Regions from separate parts of the Homo sapiens genome. Here all the other regions are linked to region 3. The links are chromatin contacts, found by Hi-C or POLR2A ChIA-PET in ENCODE. All regions are on one chromosome and are shown on one strand. The core of a region is the stretch at or near the end of the contact, and the rest is flanking DNA. Distances in the headings are between cores, read along the strand shown.

Region 1 (3,748 bases), core at 1,222-3,721, 970 kb after region 3:
CACCCCATCCTGCTCACTTAAGTGCTCAACGACCACCCTCTTCGGAGACACTATACCTCAGTTACTGCTCCAGATGCATTTTAGTTTGCAAGTTCTTGCACCATCTCACTGGAGTAAGTTTTTTTTAGTTTTTTTGGTACACTATTTTTTCTTTCACAAATGTTAAGAGAATTCAGGGGGAAGAAATTATTTGTTTTCCCCTTAATACCAGCATCTGATTGGCTGACCAGCAATCTGTCTCCAAGAAATGAAAGCTGGATTGGGTGAAGACAATCTTAATGTCTCAACGGGTTAGCTTTTCAAAAAAAAAAAAAAAAAAAAAAGTGTGGCCAGCGTGGGGTGCCTCACGCCTGTAATCTCAGCACTCTGGGACGCCAAGGTGGGCGGATCACTTGAGGCCAGGAGTTCAAGGCCAGTACAGCCAACATGGTGAAACCTCCTCTCTACAAAAAACACAAAAATTAGCCAGGTGTGTCGGCGTGCACTTGTAATCCCAGCTACTTGGTAGGCTGAGACTGGAGAATCGCTTGAACCTGGGAGGCGGAGTTTGCAGTGAGCCACGATCGCCCCATTGCACTCCAGCCTGGGCGACAGAATGAGACTGTCTCAAAAAAAAAAAAAAAAAAAAAAAAAAGTGCACCAGGAGATGCCTCTCAGCCCCACGACATCCACCTGCTCTTTTAAGAAGCTACACTCCATACCTGAGACTGTCCTATGGGAGAAAATGACCCAGGAGCTGATATTCACTAAACATTGTAGCAGACATAGCGATTGTGGGTATCTTGGTTTATCCCCAGACAGTACTAAAACTCAAAACCAGGAAAACACTGAGGAGTGGCTGAGGAAACAGCACTCCATAAAGTTTCCAAAGGGAAACCTTGACCCAAAAACATTTTGGTAAGATCTCTGTGCCTAGGGAAGATTATTTTAAAAAGAGGCACAGAGATTTTTTTACAATACAGTGTCAGGGGATGATTCTTTGCTTTCTTCTCCTGGGAAATATTTTCAAACAGAAAAAAATTTTTCTAAAGTGCTATCCAATGCTGTGTCAAAAAATGATTAATTAAAATACAGTATCTAAAATGTACACTAAAATAATGTGAATTAGGATGAGGAAGTTGGCATTTCGGAATGTCAGAAAAAACTGGAAATTTGGTATTTTACTGCAAGCCAGAGTTAGGCTGAAGGAATTGGGGGTGGGGAGTAGTCTTGAGACTCTGCTTGGGCCACATGTGAAAATTTCAGGGGAAAATCTATCCCCTGTAGAGTGTGTACACAATTAAGTAGCAGGCAATTAGACTGAGGTAGCTCCAGTCCCAGGGTCCCCATTTTTTAAAAAAATCTAACTCAAATTGGCCGGGCGCGGTGGCTCACGCCTGTAGTCCTAGCACTTTGGGAGGCGGAGGCGGGTGGATTGCCTGAGCTCAGGAGTTCGAGACCAGGCTGGGCAACACAGTGAAACCCAGACTCTACTAAAATACAGAAAAGTTAGCTGGGCGTGGCGGCGTGCGCCTGTAATCCCAGTTACTTGGGAGGCTGAAGCAGGAGAATTGCATGAACCCGGGAGGCGTTGGTTGCAGTGAGCCGAGATGGCTGCCATTGCACTCCAGCCTGAGCGACAGTGTGAGACTCTGTCTCAGAAAGAAAGAAAAAAAAATCTAACTCAAACTTTTTGTAAATTACAACATTGAGGGAAACAAAATTCAGGCTTAACCAACCATAAACTGCCAATTAACCTCTGATGACATAACCAGGAAATGTCCACCCTGAATTTACAAATTAAGAAACTACATAACGGTACCTAACCAATTATTGGCTTTCTTCATCACACACCTTATAAAAGTCTTTCCTTCAAGCCCTTCCCATGGACCACAAACTACAAACCACAGCTGGGTGCTCTATAATTTGTGAATGACTGTCTGATTAAATTCTTTAATATTTTCGCGGTGACTTCCATACATTTTTAATAGAAAAAAGGAGGGTCTGGGAACCCCATGGACCAAAGCTCTTCCTAGTCATGAACCCTGCATCCCGAGTCATCGAGGAGAGATGCGGCGCTGCGGCAGCAGAGCTGCCCAGGGAGGGCTCCAGGCCAGGGAACGGTCACTGCGCAGGGAGGAGACAGGACGCCCGGGATCCCGGCTGCCAGCCCAGCAGCCATCTTATGACTGAAGGGGACTGAGGGCCGAGCTGCGCCAAGGAGAACTCCTGGCCGCGGATTTTGGAGTCTACTGCAGGGAGGCCGGAGTCTCGCCACATCCACTTCCCACCAGTTCCAACCAGGCCCTCCCCCTCTCTCGGGATCTGGGACCCGGCACTCTCACCATTTCTAGGCTTCCAGGGAGTCCTGGCGTCTTAGCTGTGGATCTCCCAATACCTGCAGGTAACGGGGCCACAGAAGGTGGACCTCTAGGAGCAGAGGACATAGAGCAGTGAAGACGAGACCTGGAGCTGCGACTGCAGCGAGAGACAAAGGCCCCGCCAAATCCCGGAAGCCGTCCTGTCCGCTCCAGCTGCGTGCCTGATTGGACGGGTCCCAGCCCAGCGTCCCTGATTGGAGGATGTTTAAGGACCCGCCCCCTCAGGCCCTGAATGACAGAAGGTGTGCTCAGTTGCTGGGCTGAAAGAAGATAGAATGAAACCTAAACTGCAGGCTTTTCAGTCAGGGCTTCCTCCCTGAACTGAGCCCGGCCCACCCACGGGGTATTTGCATTTAACCTTGTGTATAAGGTCATATGCATTTATATTAATAAATAGTATAGTGTGTGAAAGGAAAATAAATTTTGCGGCCCCAAAATCACTAAGCTATAGGGAAAAGTCAAGCTGGGAACTGCTTAGGGCAAACCTGCCTTCCATTCTATTCAAAGTCACCCCTCTGCTCACTGAGATGATTGCATATCTGATTGCCTCCTTTTCCCAGGCTAATCAGGAACTCAAAAGAATGCAACCATTTGTCTTTTATCTACCTAGGACCTGGAAGCCGCCTCCCCACTTCCAGTTTTCTTTCTTTCTTTTTCTTTCTCTCTCTCTGTCTCTTTCGGAGTCTCGCTCTGTCTTCCAGGCTGGAGTGCAGTGGCACGATCCGATCTCTGCTACTGCAACTTCCACCTCCCTCCGGGGTTCAAGCGATTCTCCTGCCTCAGCCTCCAGAGTAGCTGGCTAATTTTTCTATTTTTAGTAAAGACGGGGTTTCACCACTTTGTCCAGGCTGGTCTTGAACTCCTGACCTCAGGTGATCCACCCGCCTCGGCTTCCCAAAGTGCTGGGATTACAGGCGTGAGCCACCGCGCCTGGCCTCAGAATAAACTTTCTAAATTAACTGAGATCTGTCTCAGATATTTGAGGTTCACAATTATATGGCTATTAACAAATGGAAAAAATATAATAACATTATTTAATATCCGATTTTACGACCTTCCTAGCTTCTGGTCCTTTAAGCAGGCAGCCTGAGATTTTAAAACGGAGTTAATTCTCTGAAATAAAATGTAAGCCACATGTGAATTTTAAATATTCTAGTAGCCAAACTTAAAAAAAAAAGGAAGAAACAGGTGGAATTTATTGTAACAATTTCATCGTTATATATTCTAGTTCTAGAATTCAAATATTCTAATATTCAAAATATTATTTTAATATGTGAGCAGTATGTAATTTTTCATGTAATATATATTATTGTATATAATAATATAAAATATGTATAATAATATATAATATTATGTATAATATTATACATGACCTCAAGTGATCTGCC
Region 2 (3,951 bases), core at 204-2,703, 620 kb before region 3:
GGGACTACAAGCCCGTGCCACCATGCCCAGCTAATTTTTTGTGTGTGTGTGTGATGGAGTCTCGCTCTGTGGCCCAGGCTGGAGTGCAGTGGAGCGATCTCCGCTCACTGCAAGCTCCGCCTCCCGGGTTCACACCACTCTCCTGCCTCAGCCTCCTGAGTAGCTGGGACTACAGGCGCCCACCACGACGCCCAGATAATTTTTTGTATTTTTGTAGAGACCGAATTTCACCATGTTGCCCAAGCTAGTCTGGAACGCCTGAGCTCAAGGGATCCGCCCACCTAGGCCTCCCAAAGTGCTGGGATTACGGGTGTGAGCCACTGGGCCGGCCCAATAACTTTCTTCAGTCTGAGCATGAGCACTGGAAGAAAAGCTCTCACTTGCATATATTTTTTTTTTAGAGACAGGGTCTCCCTCTGTCACCCAGGCTGAAGTGCAGTGGTGTAATCTCGGCTCACAGTAACCTCAACCTCCCGGGCTCCATCGCATATATATATATATATATACACACACATATATATAGTTTTTTATTTTTTAGACGGAGTCTTGGTCTGTCGCCCAGGCTAGAGTGCAGTGGCACGATCTCGGCTAACTGCAGCCTCTGCCTCCCGGGTTCAAGCAATTGTCTGCCTCTGCCTCAACCTCCCGAATAGCTGGTATTACATGTGCCCGCCACCACGCCCGGCTAATTTTTGCATTTTTAGTAGAGACGGGATTCACCATGCTGGCCAGGATGGTCTTGAATTCCCGACCTCGTGATCCACCTGTCTCGGCCTCCCAAAGTGCTGGGATTACAGGCGTGAGCCACCGCGCCCGGCCCGATCGCTTATATTTTTAAAAAGATGTTTTCTTGGTTTCCTAGCCCCTCGTACCCCCTACAAAGTTCCAAAGGCTTTGATGTTGTTGCAACGGCCATCAGAGGTCAAGCCGAGGGGTGCAGCTCCCTAATGCGGTGCAGCCTCAGACGGGGCCGATCCTGCCCAGGATGAGCGGCGCCAGGGGTGGGGGACGCTGCCGGCGTCCCCGGGACCTGGCTGGGGGAGGAGTTGGGGGGCGCACCTACACAGGCTCAGGTGACGCGAGTGTGCGGCAAGGGCTGTAGCCGGAGCTAGCGGACTTGTGGCCACTGAGGAGCTTCTGCCTGAACGTGCCCTCCAGGCGACAGCCGCTTGGTGCGCAGCGCCTGCTCGCTAAGCGTCAGGCCCTTGCTGCGCCCTACGCCGCAGGCTGGGAAGTAGCGCAGGCAGTAGTAGTACAGGCAGCGGTAAAGCTCCTCCTTGTAGCTTATTGGTGTCGGCGGCCTGGTCTGGGCCTGCGGACCCTAACCCACCGCCTGCTGACACTGACCGGCAGTCTGTGGCCATGCGTCTGCGCATGCGCTCTCCTGGAATACCCAGCCGCTGCGCCTCGAGTTCCGATTGGTTCTACAGAAGGGGCGGGCCTGTGAGATATCACAGGGGCGCGCCTCAGCTGACGTCACAGGCGCGGGCCTTCCGGCGTCGTAATAGCGCCGGCCTTCGGCGACGTCACAGTGGCGCTACAGTGCCTGGAGCTGCGCTGGTTTTTCCTCGGAGTGGAGCCTGGTAACCGCGACTTCCCCGCCATGTTCTGTGTGTTGCTGGCTGGAGAAGGGTGGTTGACAAACTCCGACCCAGCACAGTGTTTCTGTGGGTCAAAACTAGAAAACTATGTCCAGGCTCGGCCGAGGCGGAAGGATCCGTTCAGGCCAGGAGTTAAAGAGCTGCCTGGGCAACATGGCGCGACCCCATCTCTGTAGTCCCACCTCAGCTTCCCAGATACTTGAACCCCAAGGTTCAAGGCTGCAATGAGCTATGATCCCATCACAGCACTCCATCCTGCGAGACGGAGGTAAACCTTGTCTAAAAAAATAAACTATCCAAGTGTACAACAGGGAGGGACTGCTTAAAGAAAACATGATAATTGTATGTTCAAATACTTTTAACAAGTGCAAAATGTATAGGCTGAAATAAATAGGGCTGGCCGGGCACGTTGGCTCACGCCTGTAAATTCCAACATTTTGTGTGCTCGAGGCATTCCGATCAGTAGACATGGGTGAAACCCCATGTCTACTAAAAATATAAAAATTAGGCCAGGAACTTTGCATCGTTTTAGGGGGCTCGCATCTCCCTAAGGGCCCGGTAATTGAACCCCTTGGACCTGAGGGTGAGAAACCTTGGCTCAGTTCTTCCCAGGGTGATCAGCCCAGGGGTAAGCGAGGAGAGACCAGAAAACAGGACCCATGAGAAGGTCCCCCTCCTGGAGTTTGAGGCCCATTCCTTCTTGTCCCTGCGTCTCCTCTTTCCAGGACTCCTCCCTGCTCTGCCCCACTCCTGGGAGTGGGGTCATGGCCATGGGGGGCTGCTTTTGGGTACAGGCCCCAGCGGCAACCCTGGGCCCAAAGTGGGCAGGCTCACCTGGAGGGGATCAGAGTCACATGGCAAGACGCAAGGGGAAAAGCCGCGCTGGAACCGCACCTCTCTGCCCCCTGATGTCAGTGGGTGCACTCTTCCCTCACCTCACTCAGGCAGCGGCTTGAGTTCCATGGGAGCACTGTCCTGCTCCCTCTGCTGCCTCTTTTTAGTCTTGGGGCTACTATAACACTTTCCCTTCCCCAGCCCTGCCAACCTGGTGGGACATTGGGCTTCCCTCTTCCTGGGGACAGGCGGGTCCTGGGGACAAGCCTGTCCTGTATCATACCTGCAGCGAGACTCTTTTTTTCTCCAGGACCTGCGGAGCAGCCAGGCTTCATGAGTTAAATGCAGATCTGAACCATACCCAGTTGGGATTGGGGTACACACTCTACTCCTCTGAAAACTAGCTAGGGGTTCGAACTTGGTGAGAGGGAGAGTGGGACAGAGCCAGACCAGACAAGGACTGATCACCTGGAAAAACCTGCCATCAAAGACCTTGACGAGTGCTGGGGGCGGTGGCTCATGCCTGTAATCCCAACACTTTGGGAGGCTGAGACAGGTGGATCACTTGAGGCCAGGAGTTCGAGTCCCGCCTGGGCAACATGGCAAAACCCTGTCTCTACTAAAAATACAAAAATTAGCTAGGTATGCTATGCTCCTGTAATCCCAGCTACTCGGGAGGTTGAGGCAGGAGAATCGTTTGAACTGGGGAGGTAGAGGTTGCAGTGAGCTGAGATTGTGTCACTGCCCTCCAGCCTGGGTGACAGAGTGAGACTCCGTCTCAAAAAAAAAAAAAAAACCCACCTGAAGAAGGTTTCCAGTTCTGCCAGCAGTCCCCCATCCAACCCCCAGAAGCAGACATTCCTTTGCTGTGGGCCATGGACAGGCAGAAGGAAGCGCCTCCTCATGGCAGAGGCCTACCCAGGAGAAACCCAAGGGAAGGCACTGCCTGGCCAGCCCCTCTGCCAAAGCCATTTTCTTTTTTCCTTTTTTTTTTTTTTTTTTTTTGAGACACAGTTTCACTCTGTCTCCCAGACTGGAGTGCAGTGGCATGATCTTGGCTCACTTCAACCTTCACCCCCTCCCCCGCCCCCTGCCGGGTTCAAGTGATTCCCATGTTTCAGCTTCCTGAGTAGCTGAGATTGCAGGCATGCGCCACCACACCTGTCTAATTTTTGTAGAGACGGGGTTTCACCATGTTGGCCAGGCTGGTCTGGAACTCCTGACTTGAAGTAATCTGCCCACCTCGGCTTCCCAAAGTGCTGGGATTACAGGCGTGAGCCACTGCGCCTGGCCCCTTCAGGTGGGTATTGAGGCTTCACTACAATACTAGTTCCCCGTTGCTGCCGCAATAAATTACCACACACTTAGTGGCTTAAAACAGCATAGAGGTATTCCTTTACATTTCTGAAGGCCAGAATTCTAAAGTCAGTCCCACTGAGTCAAGGTGGGAGCAGGGTCAGTGCCTTTCCAGGCTCTGCGGGAGAATCCGTTTCCTGGCCCTGGAGGCGGCCTGTAC
Region 3 (3,724 bases), core at 97-2,596:
TCGAGACCAGCCTGACCAATATGCTGGTCTCGAATATGCTAATAGGCAACAACGTTTAAAAGTCATTCCAATGCCTAAAACACCACCATATACATAACATACTTGTCCTTTACTCCAATGAAGCTTAAACTAGACCCAAACTCAGACCATTTCCTTCTCCTGGCACACTGAAACATACGAGAGGGAATCCAAGAAATCAGATATGTTAAGTGCGGGTATCTTCTTCCACAGTAGGGTCAAATTCGTGTTTGCCAGCAAATGTCACCGTCCCAGTTAAGTCTGCAAATTCTCACTAGCGCTGGAGTACAAAGAGGCCTGACCACGGAAACACCTGTCCTAGCACCAGGAAGACAGTGGGAAAGGCAACCCCCCTGTCTCCGCGCCGGCCCCAAAGCCTCGGCTGCAGCGATCGGGGGGACAAGAGGTTGCCGCTGGTCTCAAGGGTGCGGTGGACAAGGTCCCACACCCCCGGCCCGCCTCCCGAGAACCAGGAAACCTGTCAAGCCAGCCTGGACCCACCCTCCGCAGCCCCCTCGCGCTCCTGCACAGCCGGGCCCCAGCCCGCCCGACCGCTCCGCGTCCGCCCCGGCCTCCCGGCTGCACTCTGCCACCTCATCCCTCCCCGGCTGCCTCGCGGCCCCGCCACCTCCGCCCCGCGGCCTGGGCTCAGGCCGCCCCCCGGGCAGGAGCGCCCCGCCGCCGCCCCCCGCCTGGCCCCGACCCGACCCCGTCAGTTCCCCAGCGGCCCGGTCCCCGCCGCCCCCAGGCCTGAGCTCCCGCCGCGCGCTCCCCACCCCGAGACTCCACCCTCGCCCCGCTCGGCCGCTCCTGGCCCACTCCCCCAAGCCGGCTACCTGGAGGCAAGGGCGGCGGAGCACTTCACCCAGGGCCCCAGGTCGCAGAGGGCCCGGTGCTCGGGGTCCCGCTCCTTCTCCCGCTCCACGTGGTAGGCGTAGATGGAGAGCAGGATTCCGGCAGCGCACACTGCATACCGGGCCACCCGCTCCCACCGCGGCACCGACACTCTTAGCAGGACGGGAGCCGCCATCTTCCCGCCGCCGCCGCCGCCGCCTCCCTCCGCCTCCACCTCAGCCGCCGCCGCCCGTCGGGGCCCGACCCAGCCGCCACCGCCGCCACCGCCGCCTCCGCCGCCGCCGCCACCACCGCCGCCGCCGCCGCCGCGCCCCATTGGCTCGGTGGCCTGCTCCGGGCCCCGCCCCCACAGGCGCGCGGCCCAACCGCCCCAAAAGGAGTGAGGCGGACGGGGCGGGGAAGGCGCGCGCGGGCGCGGAGGGAGGGGGTGGAGTGCGCAACGGCCGAAGAGGCCGGATCGGCGGGCGGAGACTGAGGCGGCGTGGCGCTGCGCCGCGCGGCCGGTCGCGCGCGAGGGGTGGAGCCCGGGGGAGAAAGGGGTGGGGCAGGGGTGGGGATGGGCGGGGCAGGGGTGGGGAGGGGCGGAGCCAGAGAGGGGCGGGGCCGAGCGGGCCAGTGCGGGAGGGACTTAAAGGAGCGGTCTAACTAGCACATTGCAAGGATGCCACTGTGGGTGACTGGGCGAACCCTCGGCCCCTCCCTCTGGGGATGGCAATCAATTGCCATCCTTTTTCCCTTTTTCGTTGTATATTTCTGACCCAATCCAAATCAACCCTGGCCAATGCTTGGAGCTCCAGAGACCCACACCTATGACCTGATCTTCCCACCACCACCTTCGGTTAGACCTGTGCAAAACTTTTTTTTTAATGTGCAAAACTATGTTTTAAATTTAAAAACTATTTTTAAAAAATGATTTATGGACCGGGTACAGTGGCTTACACCCGTAATCCCAACACTTTGGGAGGCCGAGGCAGGTGGATCACTTGAGGTCAGGAGTTCGAGACCAGCCTGGCCTACATGGCGTAACCGCGTCTCTACTAAAAATACAAAAAACAAACAAAAACAAATTAGCCCGGTGTCGTGGTGGGCGCCTGTAATCCCAGCTACTCGGGAGACTGAGGCATGAGAATTGCCGGAACCCGGGAGGTGGAGGTTGCAGTGAGCCAAGATCGTGCCACTGCACTCCAGCCTGGGCGATAGAGTAAGAGTCTCAAAAAAAAAAAGAGAGATTTACGAATGCCTTGCTTTTCCGTAAGCTGAATTTGAAGTTGCTTACCATAACTCATATAATATAGAAAAATAAAGATGAGCTAATACAATCAGGACGAAGAAAAAGAAAAGTCAGAATAAAATGAAAGGCCAGGAATAAGAACACAGATAAGCAGGCCATAGGGGCTTACATAGTTATTAAAATTGCATCATAAATTTGGCTCTGAGCTTCCTGGTGGCCAAAACTAAAAGGAAAACAGATGTATGTGCTTTTTCTCACTGTCTTTAAGAAGAAACACAGGGTTCTTGGAGATTTTCAGTGTTTCCCTGGTTGCAGCTTTCAATTTTTCAGGGGCTTTATATAGTGATTTTGAATAATAAGCAATATCCTTGTATTCGTTATCTATTGTTGGGTAAAAATCACCCCAAATTTAGCAGTTAATAAACAATAAACTTTTTTTTCCCTCACAGTTTCCACGGGCTAGGAATCTGGGTGAGGTTAGCTGTGTCCTCTGGCTCAGGCTCTCATGAGGATACAATCAAGCTGTCAGCCAGGGCTGCAGCTCTCTCAAGGCTTCAGAATCCTCTTTCAAACTCACTTCCACTGCTGCTGGCAGGCCTGAGGTCCTCTCTGGCTGTTGGCTGGAGACATCATTTCCTGTCCACTTGCACCTCTTGGTAAGAAGCGGCAGGCTTACCCCAGGGAGAGGGAGGAGAAAGAGGAAGAGACAGAAAAAGAAAATGAGAGTGAGATCACAGTCCTTTTTTGAAACCTAATCCCAGAAGTGACATCCCATCACTTTTACGAAGTCTATTGCTACTTAGAAAATAGTCTCTAGGTCCAGCCAGTCATGGTGGCTCACACCTGTAATCCCAGAATTTTGGGAGGCCGAGGTGGGTAGAGCACCTGAGGTCAGGAGTTCGAGACCAGCTGACCAACATGGTGAAACCCCGTCTCTACTAAAAATACAAAAATTAGCCGGATGCGGTGGCACATGCCTGTAAACCCAGCTACTTGGGAAGCTGAGGCATGAGAATCACTTGAACCTGGGAGGTGGAGGTTGCAGTGAGCCAAGCTCACACCATTGCACTCCAGCCTGGCTTACAAGGAAAAACTCCATCTCAAAAAAAGAAGAAAAAAAAGAAAGAAAGAAAGAAAAAGAAAATAGTCCCTAGGTCCAGCCCATGCTCAGAGGGAGAGGATTACACAGGACATGAATATGAGGAAGCTATCTACCACAGTCCTCAAAAACATCCTTGCTCTGCCCAGGTGGGGTGGCTCACAACACTTTGAGAGGCTGAGGCAGGAGGATTGCTTGAGGCCAGCAGTTCAAGACCAGCCTGAGCAACATAGGGAGCCCTGGTCTCTGCAAAAATATATACAAAATTAGCAAGGTGTGGTGCATGCCTGTTGTTCCAGCTACTTGGGAGGACTGACTGAGCCCAGAGGGCTTGGGGCAGGGGTGTGGATTGAGGCTGCAATGAGCCAACGTTGCCCCACTGCACTCCAGCCTGGATGACAGAATGACACACTGATTAAGAAACAAAAACAAAAAACAAAAACCTCACTCTACATCCCTAATGATTTTAATAAATCTAAGTAGACTCCTGCAACTTCCCTTCTTATAGATTCCTTTACTCA

Evidence for each region. Hi-C counts contacts between places; a loop is a spot of excess contacts on that map. ChIA-PET counts read pairs that join two places held with the same protein, here RNA polymerase II (POLR2A). Pooled maps may share reads with other maps.
Region 1: a loop to region 3 is called in a map of naive thymus-derived CD4-positive, alpha-beta T cell, with 17 times the contacts of the local background. The contact joins the promoter of ZNF273 here to the promoter of VKORC1L1 in region 3. A Hi-C loop is called at or near these places in 1 of 168 maps with a recorded cell type or tissue (naive thymus-derived CD4-positive, alpha-beta T cell), 1 of 37 single-sample maps with no recorded cell type and 9 of 50 pooled maps.
Region 2: a map of ascending aorta shows a loop between it and region 3 (15-fold over the local background). The contact joins the promoter of LINC03011 here to the promoter of VKORC1L1 in region 3. A Hi-C loop is called at or near these places in 4 of 168 maps with a recorded cell type or tissue (CD4-positive, alpha-beta T cell, CD8-positive, alpha-beta T cell, ascending aorta and 1 more), 3 of 37 single-sample maps with no recorded cell type and 16 of 50 pooled maps. POLR2A ChIA-PET finds 5 or more read pairs at or near these places in 1 of 52 experiments (HepG2).

The regions. Positions count from the first base shown.
Region 1 is chr7:64,901,996-64,905,743 of GRCh38, reverse strand. It overlaps ZNF273 (zinc finger protein 273), which reads right to left and starts at 2,471. Exons shown (of 4, transcript NM_021148.3): 1 at 2,325-2,471. The coding sequence starts at 2,426. RefSeq lists enhancers at 2,217-2,326, 2,357-2,416, 1,731-2,603, 2,817-2,866, 2,887-2,936 and 1 more.
Region 2 is chr7:66,491,134-66,495,084 of GRCh38, reverse strand. It overlaps LINC03011 (long intergenic non-protein coding RNA 3011), which reads right to left and starts at 1,453. Exons shown (of 2, transcript NR_134573.1): 1 at 1,348-1,453. RefSeq lists enhancers at 1,555-1,764, 3,259-3,864.
Region 3 is chr7:65,870,696-65,874,419 of GRCh38, reverse strand. VKORC1L1 (vitamin K epoxide reductase complex subunit 1L1) reads right to left here and starts at 1,346. Exons shown (of 3, transcript NM_173517.6): 1 at 855-1,346. The coding sequence starts at 1,048. RefSeq lists enhancers at 1-396, 948-1,499 and silencers at 565-634, 1,182-1,361, 1,075-1,574, 1,595-1,654.